Linked DNA regions of Homo sapiens: region 2 is linked to region 1. Evidence: read pairs that join two places in POLR2A ChIA-PET (ENCODE). Cell type or tissue: PC-3. All regions are shown on one strand. Each heading gives the region's core, and the rest is flanking DNA. Links, peaks and the distances in the headings are about the cores only. Region 1 overlaps KAZN-AS1 (KAZN antisense RNA 1). Region 2 has its middle 82 kb from the start of KAZN-AS1.

Region 1 (5,387 bases), core at 202-5,201:
CCTGCTCTAACTGAAGTCAGTCACTTTGCCCAGTTCCCCATGGATGTGATAAATTGAATTGAGAGGTGTGTGAGTAAATAAAAGTAGCATAAAGAACCTGCATAAAGTAGCAAATAATGAAATGTCTAAAAAACAAATTAATTTTCCCATTTTGAAAGCAATATAAGCACTTTCCAGGAGCTCTGAAAGTAGAAAAACTAAACCACTCATAACTTAAGACCTACCATAAGCCTCAGTAATCATTCAAGTGCATATTTGTCTTTTTAAAAAAAAAGACATGGTTTTTGTTTGTGTTTTTGTCCATCATTTGTTAAGAACTTACTATATGCATGATAACAGTTTATACAACACTCTACGCTAGGTGTGATTATTCTCATTTTAAAATGACATAACATGAGTGTAGAGAGATCAGGAAACTGGCTCAAGGTCTCACAGGCAGGTTGTGGACAGGGAGAGGCTTGACCCCAGATCTGTCTGATTTTATACCCTGTTCACATCTTCTCTTGCAACTCTGGTATTATATTGCTTTGCCTCCACCTTCTTTTCTTTGGAGCTACAATCACACTTAACTTCATATCCCTCTTTTTCCCCCCATTTACCACCACAAGATTCTTTTGCCTGTTGGATAGTCTTTGTAAGGACTTCTTTCAATGACCAGCAGAACAATATCTGATCACTATTTTCTCATTCAACAAACTGAGCACTTTGGGACATAATTTAGCTCAATCTTATAAAATTAAATACTTGTCTATCCTATGACCCAGCAAGTCCTCTCCCAGGTCTTAGAGAAAATCCCAGAGGTGAGCCCTCTGCCATGGACAAGAGTTCACAGGAGCATTGTTGAAAATACAAAAACGAGGAATGACCCACATGTCCATCGACGGAATGAATATTCTCAGTAATATCTGAATACAAATGTTGCTAGTGTAATGTTGAGTGAACAAAGCAAGTCTCTGAAGCTACCATTTTTATAAAGCATGAAAACAAGCAAACTAAGTGATCTATTTTGGGGGTACTCATAGATGACTTGCGAAACTGGAAATTCATTCGGTACACAGCTATCGAGTGCCTGCTAAGTCTCAGCTCTTCTGTTTGCACTTTATGTACAGCAGCTTATTTATTCCTCACTTCAAGCCTATGAGCTATCTACTATTATTAGCTGTCTTTTACAATCGAGAAAACCAAGACACAAAGAGTGTGAGTGTGTTGGTTAATTTTATGTGTCAACTTGACTGGGCCACAGGGCATCCAGATATTTGCTCAAATATTATTCTGGCTGTTTCTGAGAAGGTGTTTTAGGATGAGATTAATACTTGTTTATTTAATCATTTTAATTTTTTAATTTCCATAGGTTTTGGGGGAACAGGTGGTATTTGGTTACATGAGTACGTTTTTTAGTGGTGATTTGTGAGATTTTGGTGCACCCATCATCCAAGCAGTATACACTGAACCCAATTTGTAGTCTTTTATCCCTCACCCCCCTCCCATCCTTTCCCCTCGAGTTCCCAAAGTCCATTGTGTCATTCTTATGCCTTTTCATCCTCATAGCTTAGCTCCCACTTATAAGTGAGAACATTCGATGTTTGGGTTTCCATTCCTGGGTTACTTCACTTAGAATAATAGTCTCCAATCTCATCCAGGTTGCTGCAAATGCCATTAACTCATTCTTTTTTTATGGCTGAGTAGTCTTCCATTGTGTGTATATATATCACAGTTTCTTTATCCACTTGTTGATTGATGGTATCCTAAATGTAATTTTTATTTTTATTTTTTAAAATTATTAAAAACAAATTTGTGAGTACATTGTAGATGTATATATGTAGGGGGTACCTGAGATGTTTTGAGACGGGCACGCAATGTGAAAAAAGTAGATTGTGGAGAATGGGGTATCCATCCCATCAAGCATTTATCCTTTGAGTTACAAACAAGCCAATTACATTCTTTATGTTATTTCAAAATGTACAATGAAGTTATTGTTGACCATAGTCACCCTATTGTGTGCTATCAACTAGTAGGTCTTATTATTCATTACTTCTCATTTTGTGCACCGATTAACCATCTGAGATTGACATTTAAATCAGTAGACTGAGGATAGCAGACTGCCCTCCCTAATGTGGGCAGGCCTCATCCAATTCCTTGGAGGCATGGATAGAACAAAAAGGTTGATCCTCCCCCAAATAAGAAAAAATGCCTCCTGCCTGACTGCTTTCACACCGAAACATCAGCCCTTCCTGGGTCTTGAGCTGGCTGGTCTTTGAACTGGAATTACACCATGGGCTTTCTGGGGTCTCCAGCTTGTCAACTCACCCTGAAGATCTTTGGAACTTGTAAACCTCCATAATCTTGTGAGTGCCAATTCCTTATAATAAATCTCTCTCTCTGTATAAACACACACACACACACACACACACACACACACACACACACATTTTATTGGGTCTGTTTTTCTGGAGGATGCTGATTAATATGGTAAGTAACTTGCCCAAATGACACACAGCTAGGAAGTGCTGAGGCAGGTCTTTTGGACTCTAGAACCAGAGTGTTTATCCCATTGCCTCTCCCGCTTCCTCTCCAACACAACGCAAAACTACTCTTATAGGACTGCCAAGACTCAAAGTGGATCTTAAGTGTCAAAACTTTATAATCAATGTACAGGCTTTCCTGAAAATCTATATGATTTCTTGGTTTCAATGCTTTGTAAATCATACATTTCCTTCCCCGCTGGGCATACAACCAATTCTAATATCACATTTGAACTCAAACAGGCTCATACCCAATACAAAGTATCTTGCATTCCTCATCAGTTTCCATCAGAGCAAAAGAGAAAGAATCTGCATTTCAAATCGTTGAGTTTGTTGTCATGACAACACATAGCCTTGGTCTGCTCTGAGCAGTGGTATGCAAAGTTCTGAGTTGAAAGCATTTTGTATATGTATTCAGGAGGTGGGTTTATTCACACACACTGCTATCCCCCTACCCCCCACCACACACAAAGACAAGATGTTTCTTAGCTGCCTTAATGCAATGTAGAAAACATAAAGAATGCACAAAGGCATAGAATTCCAGGAGGAGCTCTCCCAGCAGGATGGTGAACATTTGCTCTTCTTCCACACTCATCTTTACAATGATGTGACAGAATGCCAGGTGTTAGATAGCATTCCTTCTTAAGGAATTTATTGAGTGTTCTTTAAGTGGACCTTTCTTACTCTTTTACAATACATACATGTCAATGACAATATATGTTGGTGTTTGCATATATACATTTCATCAATTAGTTTGTTTTTCTTACTATTTTTGAGAATTTTCAGTACTTCATTCTCTTAACTGGGTTAAGTGATGCATCTTATGAATAGAGCCCATTGATCTTTTCTCCTATTTACAGACATTTTAATTATTTCTAAGTTTTTCTTTCCCAGAGTAAACAGTGCTGCAGTGAACATCTTCATGCATATCTCCTTAGGCACTGAGGGAGAACTTGTTTCAGGAAATGGAATTGCTGGATTCTAGTGCATGCATTTTTTTGTTGTTGTTTAGGCCTGCCAGGTACCTTGTTGTTCCAGCACACTGATACGGGAGATAGAAAGAAATTATTTAGGCAGATAGTAAGGGCAACAGAGTCCGCAGTGGAATTTCCCTTTCAACAAAAAGCAGCACCCAAATCATTTCTTTTCTAACAAAGAGCAGCCTGAAAAATCGAGCTGCAGACACAGATAAGCAAGTTGGAAGCTTGCACAAGTGAATGCTGGCAGCTGTGCCAATAGGAAAGGGCTACCTGAGGTTCAGGCATGTTCGACATGGAGTCTCCGTCTTCCCTTTTCTTTGTCACCATGGGTACAGTAAAAGCAGGTAATACAGCGTCAACTAGGTAGATAACCCATCTGCATAATAAAAGATGAGGGTGGGGCGACCAGCCTCTTCCCGTGTTATGCAAACGGCACACCTAGTCATAACCAGTTCTTTGCGTGCTATGCAAGTGGCACACCTGGTCCGATCAATCTTTTGTGCCCTATGTCAATCAGACACCACCCCCTCAAGTTCCTCTATAAAACCTTACGCATTTCACTGCAGAAGCGGCAACCCATTTTCTCCGGGACCTCTCTGCGCAGAGACCTCTTCTTTTTCTTTTGCCTATTAAACTTCCGCTCTTAACTTCACTATAGTGTGTCTGCATCCTTGATTTCCTTGGTATGAGGCAATGAATGTTGGGTATTACCCCAGAAAAATGATGCCACTTCATCACTTTTCCAGCAGTAGCATTTTCACCAACACTTGATACTGTCAGGTTTTAAACTTTCCTCCACAGATGCTGTGAAATGGTATCTCGTTACTAGTTGCAGTTCCAGACTGTGAGTGAGGTTGAGGCTCTCCTCCCATGGGTTCTAGACTGGCCATTTCATATTTCTTTTCTGTCATTTCTCTATTTTGATTTTGTTAGTGTGGTTCTTTTGTTGTTGGTTCTTTGTCCTTTTCTTATTGATGTTGAAAATTCTTTATATATTCTAGATACTAATTCAGTTATATGTTGCAAATACCTACTTCGAGTCTGTGGTTTGTCTTTCAATTTTGTTCACAAAAGGCTTATAAAATTGAAATGAACCAAATATTAATGTTTCTTTTGCTGATTTTTTTTTCGTTTGGGGAGTAAAGGGATCTTTACTAAGAACTCTTGGCTGAGCCTGAAGCTTCAAAGACATTTTCTTCTAATAGATTTAAAGTTTTCTTTTTGCATCTAGGTTTTGATCCATCTGTTTTAATTTTTGAGTATGGTGTGAAGTAAGGATGTACTTTCATTTTTTTCTTACATACAAAGCTAATTCTCCCAGCACCATTTGTAAAGGTGTTTAATGGTTTATATTTTTTCTATTTATTTGCAATGTCACCTCTATTATGGATTAAGTTTCTATATGCAGGTTGGGTGTGGTGGCTCATGCCTGTAATCCGAGCACTTTGGGAGGCCAAGGGGGTGGATCACTTGAGGCCAGGAGTTCAAGACCAGCCTGACCAATGTGGCGAAACCTCGTCTCTACTAGAAATACAAAAATTAGCCAGATGTGGTGGCATGCACTGTAATTTCAGTTACTTGGGAGTCTGAGGCATGAGAATCACTTGAACCCAGGAGGCAGAGGTTGCAATGAGCCAAGATTGTGCCACTGCACTCCAGCCTAGGAAACAGAGTGAGACTCTGTCTCAAAAAAAAAAAAAGTTTCTATATCCATTTGGGTCTGTGAGATTTTTATTCTCCTTCATCGATCTATTAACCTATTTCTTCACCAGTGTCATAGTTTTCATTATAATAGGGTTAGTCTTGGTAACTGATAGAGCAGGTTCTTCTTTTTTGTTCTTTTTCACAACTTATTTAGCAACTCTTCGATGTTTACTCTTCTGTG
Region 2 (5,387 bases), core at 185-5,184, 67 kb after region 1:
AGGCAAAACTGGCTCCTTCCACGGGACTTCCATAGAACAGAACGGAATTTGTATGCCTACAGACAGCAAGCATTGTGCCTTGTTATCAGTTATCTACAACTTGTATAAGATTAGAGTCAGATAACCTGCAGAGGTGTCTCTGTGACAATGCATAGCTTGGCACTGAAACACACATTTTTCCTTACAGAAGAAAAATAATCTCAGGCTTAAAGAAGTTAAGAAACATGGCTGAGTTGACTCAGTAACTGCCAGAACTGGGGGTTACACCCAAATTGTTGTGATTTCCAAGTCTGTGACGTCAATCTCTTGCTTTTACCAGGCTGACATCCAGTGACTTAAGAAAAACAGAGACCTACTAAAATATTTTCAGAGATCTGGAGAGCAGTAAAACTTGGTTATATAAAGTGATCTTCTCAAAAGAAACACATAGCTTAATATCCAAATCAACTAATATTTCCTGAATGTCTGCTCTGTGCAAAGCACAGAAATTGGGCACAGGGGACCCAAAGATAAATAAGAAGTAGCTTCCAATAAGCCAGCAATTTAATGATGCAAGAAACAACCCTCACACAGTGCGGATGCTCAGAACCCAGCATGCTGATGGAAGACCCTTCACTCTGTTCCCCGATTTTATAAGCTACATATTCCATAACAAAGAATATGAAACACCCAGATATGTAAATGTGTTCACTGTAATGCTAAAATCCACAGAAAACCACAGCTGGGGAACTTCAAGGTGAAGCATGGTGGGAGAGCTGCTTGAAGCAGCAGGGTAAGACGATAGGTAGCAAATTGGGTGGTGTTTTGTTAATATACAAGTTAAGCCCTTAAGGATAACTCATGGGAAGGGGGAAAGGCTGTATTTTCAGGGAAAAGCTGTTGCTACTTGTGATAGTTAATTTTATGTGTCAACTGGACTAGCTCATGTGGTGCCCAGATATCTGGTCAAACGTTATTCTAGGTATTGCTGCAAGTGGGTTTTGGATAAAACTAACATTTAAATTGCTAAAGTGAATAAAGCAGATTGCCCTCCTTAATGTGAATGGGGCTAATTCAGTCAGTTGAAGGCCTCAATAAAACAAAAGGCTGACTTCCCCCCACACATAAAAGAGGAAATTTCTCCTGCCTTTGAGCTCGAATATCAGTTTTTTTCCTGCTTTTGAGCTCGAACAGAAACGTCGGCTCTCCTGCGTGTCTAGCTTGCTGACTGCAGATCTTGGGACTTGTCAGCCCCTGTCATCAAGTGAGCCAATTCCTTACAGTAATAAGTCTCTTTTGGTGCATATACACATCCTACTGGTTCTGTTTCTCTGGAGAACTCTGACTAATGCTCTGTTCCACCCATTTGATTTTCTCTCCTCTCCTATGCCTAATACATAGGAGAGATTTAATTCATATTTATTAGAGAATCAATTTGCTCAGGGTCTATAGTGTTTCAAGAATTTATGTTTTGGCTGCTTTTTTCTCTTCCCCATTCAAAGAATGAGAACAGGAGTGTGTTCTGAGGGATGATAGCATTTGGGAGCTTTGAACGCCTGTTTTTATGTTCTTTCTTTCTGTGTTATTTCCTTTTCTTATTTTATAAAGAATCCAGTCCCCTCTTTCTCTCTGTCTCTCTCTCAGTCTCTGTCTCTCTCTGTTACGTCTGATCTTGTTTGTCTGTGAATCCCCACGAAAATCATGAGAGTTTCTTTTTTTCTTTTTTCAGAGTCTCTGGGCAATCGAACTGTGACATCTTCATCACATTGGTCCCAAGGATTGATTCAGCAATGTGCCCAATTAGGTGGGTGTCCCCTTCCATCATGGCTCTCCTATGTGGGTCCCTTCTGAAATAATGCATCCTTCAGGGTGCTTTCAGCTACGAGCAACATAAAACTCAATTAAAAGTGTGCTAGACAGAAAGGACATTTTTCATCTCACTTATGTACTGAGAAGTCTGAACATGGGATAAATCCCTGATTGGCTAATTTGCTCAATGACACCAACAGAAGACCTTGGTGCTTCCTACCCTGCCAGATTGAACACAATGGACTCCTCTTGGGATCACCAAGTTGGCTCCAGCAGTTTCAGGCTTTGCCCAGAGACATGACGACATACAGCAAGAAAAGGAAATTTCCTTCCATCGCCTCTCTTTTATTTCTGAGGACACCTTTCCCAGAAAATGCATAGCAGGCTTTTGTTTACATGTTTTCTTTTCTCTCTCTCACTCTCTCTCTCTCTCTTTTTTTTTTTTTTTTTCTCTAAGATGGAGTCTCATTCTGTTGCCCAGGCTGGAGTGCAGTGGCACGATCTGAGCTAATCACAACCTCTGCCTCCCAAGTTCCAGCGATTCTCCTGCCTCAGTGTCCCGAGTAGCTGGGACTACAGGTGCACACTGCCGTGCTTGGCTAATTTTTTTTGTATTTTTTTTTCTTTAGTGGAGATGGGGTTTCGCCATGTTGGCCAGGCTAGTCTCAAGCTCCTGACCTCAAGTGATCCACCCACCTTGGCTTCCCAAAGTGTTGGGATTACAGGTGTGAGCCATTGCGCCCAGCCTGTTCACATGTTCTTAACCAGAAGGGGGTCAATGTCATTCCTAAAACCATCACTGGGTCAGAAGAGAGACAGGTCTCTTTGATTGCCTTAGGCAGATTGAGATTCTCTCTCTGGAGGGTGGGAAGGGGTCCATTCTCACCAGAATGATTTGGTTACTCAAGGAAATGTGGATAAAATTACCTTCTATGAGCAAAGAAGGTAAGCCAGTGAACACTGGAGAAAATCAAGAGTGACAGCAGCAGATGGTATTAAGATCAATTTCTCAAACAGAGGAGGCTCTTTTTTTTTTTTTTTTTTTGAGACAGAGTCTTGCTCTGTCACCCAGGCTGGAGTACAGTGATTCAATCTTGGCTCATCATAACCTCCGCCTCCTGAGTTCAAGCGATTATCCTGCCTCAGGCTCCCAAGTAGCTGGGATTACAGATGCGCGCCACCACGCCCAGTTAATTTTTGTATTTTTAGTAGAGACGGTGTTTTGCCATGCTGGCCAGGCTGGTCTCGAACTCCTGACCTCAGGTGATCCACCCACATCGGCCTTCCAGTGCTGAGATTACAGGCGTGAGCCACCGCACCCAGCCAAGGAGGCTTCTCTTAAAAATGAACCAATAGCTACTTGCCCCAGGATTAAAACAGGAACAATGGAGGAAAGGAGGACAATTTTAGGGATTTCAGATTCTGTTTACATGCATCTAAAACTCTGCTTCAAGTCTTAACAATATACAAGACCTATTGAGGGAAAATAGTATTTGTAAATTCAGGGTTCTAAACATATTTTCCTCCCTAAAGACTAAACTTGTAAACTATTGCCATGTCAAGGAAAGGAAGAACATTTAAAACCATTCACATCCTTTTCCAGTATGGATGCTTTCAATACCATTTTTCTTTCATCCTTCCCTCCACAGATGATCTAGGGTTACTCTTGACAGAGAACAAGAGAAAGAACTGTGACACCTGCCTGCACCATATTTATTCTTCTCAAAATTACATATCAAACACTTGTGCTAGCTTCAAATAATAAGGGCTAACAATTACCAGGCATTTACTCTGTGCTAAGTGCTTCATATGCGTCATCTCATTTAAATTGTCTAACAACCAGTGAAGCTGCTAATTGCAGTGGATGTTTGTTATTTTTCCCACTTGGAACCTGTTCTCACCTCCTTCTGACAATGCTATTGCATTTTTACATGGATAAGTATTTGTAGTCTGTCCAGATAAGCAACAAAAAATTGAATAAATTGGACTTCATAAAAATTAAAAACTTTGTACACCAAAGGACACTATCAAGATGGAGAAAAGATAACTTACAGAATGAGAGAAAATATTTGCAAATCATATATCTGCTAAGAATATAGTACCAGATTATATAAAAAAATATAATTCAACAAAGAGACAAAGAAAATTTATGTATGGGCAAAGGACTTGGATAGACATTTGTCCAAAAACATACAAATGGGCAAAAAGCACATAAAAGATAGTCAACATCATTAGTCATGAGAGATATGCAAATCAAAGCCATAATGAGATACTACTTTACAATCATGAGAATGACTAAAGTAAAAAAGACAATAACAAGTGTTGATGAGGAGGTAGAGAAAATGGAACCTTTGTGCATTGCTGGTAGGAATGTAACATGGTGCAGCTGCTGTGAAAAGGAGTTTGGTGATTCCTCAAAAAGTTGACCATAGAATTAGCATATGACACAGTCATTTGACTCCCAGATATATACTCAAAAGGATTGAAAACTGTCAAATTTGTATACAGAGATGCTCATACATCATCCTTCGTTATAGCCCCAAACTGGAAACATCTCAAATGTTCATCAGCTAAAGAATGGAGAAACACTCAGTGATATATTTATATGATGGAATATTATTCAGCCATAAACAGGAATGAAGTACTAATACATGCTGCAACATGAATGCACCTTGAAAATACACCAAGTGGGAGAAGCCAGACATAAAAGCCACATATTGTATAATTTCATTTATATGAACTATCTAGAATAGGAAAATCCATAGAGACAGATTAGTAGCCTCCATTCTTTGGTTGCTCAGGCCAAAAGCCTTGGAGCAATCCTTACTCCATTACCTATTCACATACTTCAGATCTAATGAGTCAGGACATCCTGTTTGTAAGCACCCACCCAAAATATACCCAGCACTTCCCTCTCCTCTGCTGCTACTTCCGTGGTGAGGGACACCCCAGTGTCTCTCACCTGCATTGCTGCAGGAGCCTTCTGACCAACTTCTCTGGTTTGTCTTCTTTGTCCTAGATTGTTTCCAGTGGTCCCCAGCTCTGGTATTCTTTCCATTGTGCCATCAACCAATAGAACAAAACAGAAGTGAGAGCTTCCCTGTCCATCTGTTTCTCTGACTTTCTGTCCTTCCATCTCTATCTCTGAATTTCTGCCTCTCTCTCTCTCTCTCTCTCTGTGTGTGTGTGTGCGCGCACATGCACGCCTATATTAGTCTGTTTTGTTTTACTGTAAGAAATACCTGAGGCTGGGTAATTTATAAAGAAAAGAGGTTTATTTGGCTCACAGTTTTGCAGGCCATACAAGTATGGCACCAGCCTCTGCTTGGCTTCTGTGAGGACCTCAGGAAACTTAAAATCATGGCAGGAGGTGAAGGAGGAGCAGGTGCGTCACATAGCCAGAGAGAGGTCAAAAGAGAGGTTAAGAGAGAGGAGGGACTAGGTGCAGTGGCTCATGCCTGTAATCCTAGCACTTTGGAAGGCTGAGGTGGACGGATCACCTGAGGTCAGGAGTTTGAGACCGGCTTGACCAACATGGTGAAACCCCGTCTCTACTAAAAATACAAAAATTAGCCAGGTGTGGTGGCACATGCCTATAG

The links. ChIA-PET counts read pairs that join two places held together with the same protein. Peaks named below come from ENCODE experiments on the same cell type or tissue, not always from the same donor. Only the 100,000 strongest peaks of a DNase experiment are listed, where the experiment ranks them.
Region 2: POLR2A ChIA-PET joins it to region 1 with 8 read pairs; 3 of 35 experiments call an interaction of 5 or more read pairs at or near these places.

The regions. Positions count from the first base shown.
Region 1 is chr1:14,402,648-14,408,034 of GRCh38, reverse strand. The region is part of intron 1 of KAZN-AS1 (KAZN antisense RNA 1); the gene reads left to right. It also overlaps a transcript of KAZN not described here. Among named protein-coding and RNA genes, the nearest start is that of KAZN-AS1, 15 kb to the left of the region's middle. RefSeq lists an enhancer at 3,505-4,333. In PC-3, for the core only: no CTCF peak of the experiment used is centred there; no DNase peak of the experiment used is centred there.
Region 2 is chr1:14,335,340-14,340,726 of GRCh38, reverse strand. It overlaps a transcript of KAZN not described here. Among named protein-coding and RNA genes, the nearest start is that of KAZN-AS1, 82 kb to the left of the region's middle. In PC-3, for the core only: no CTCF peak of the experiment used is centred there; a DNase peak (open chromatin) is centred at 2,886.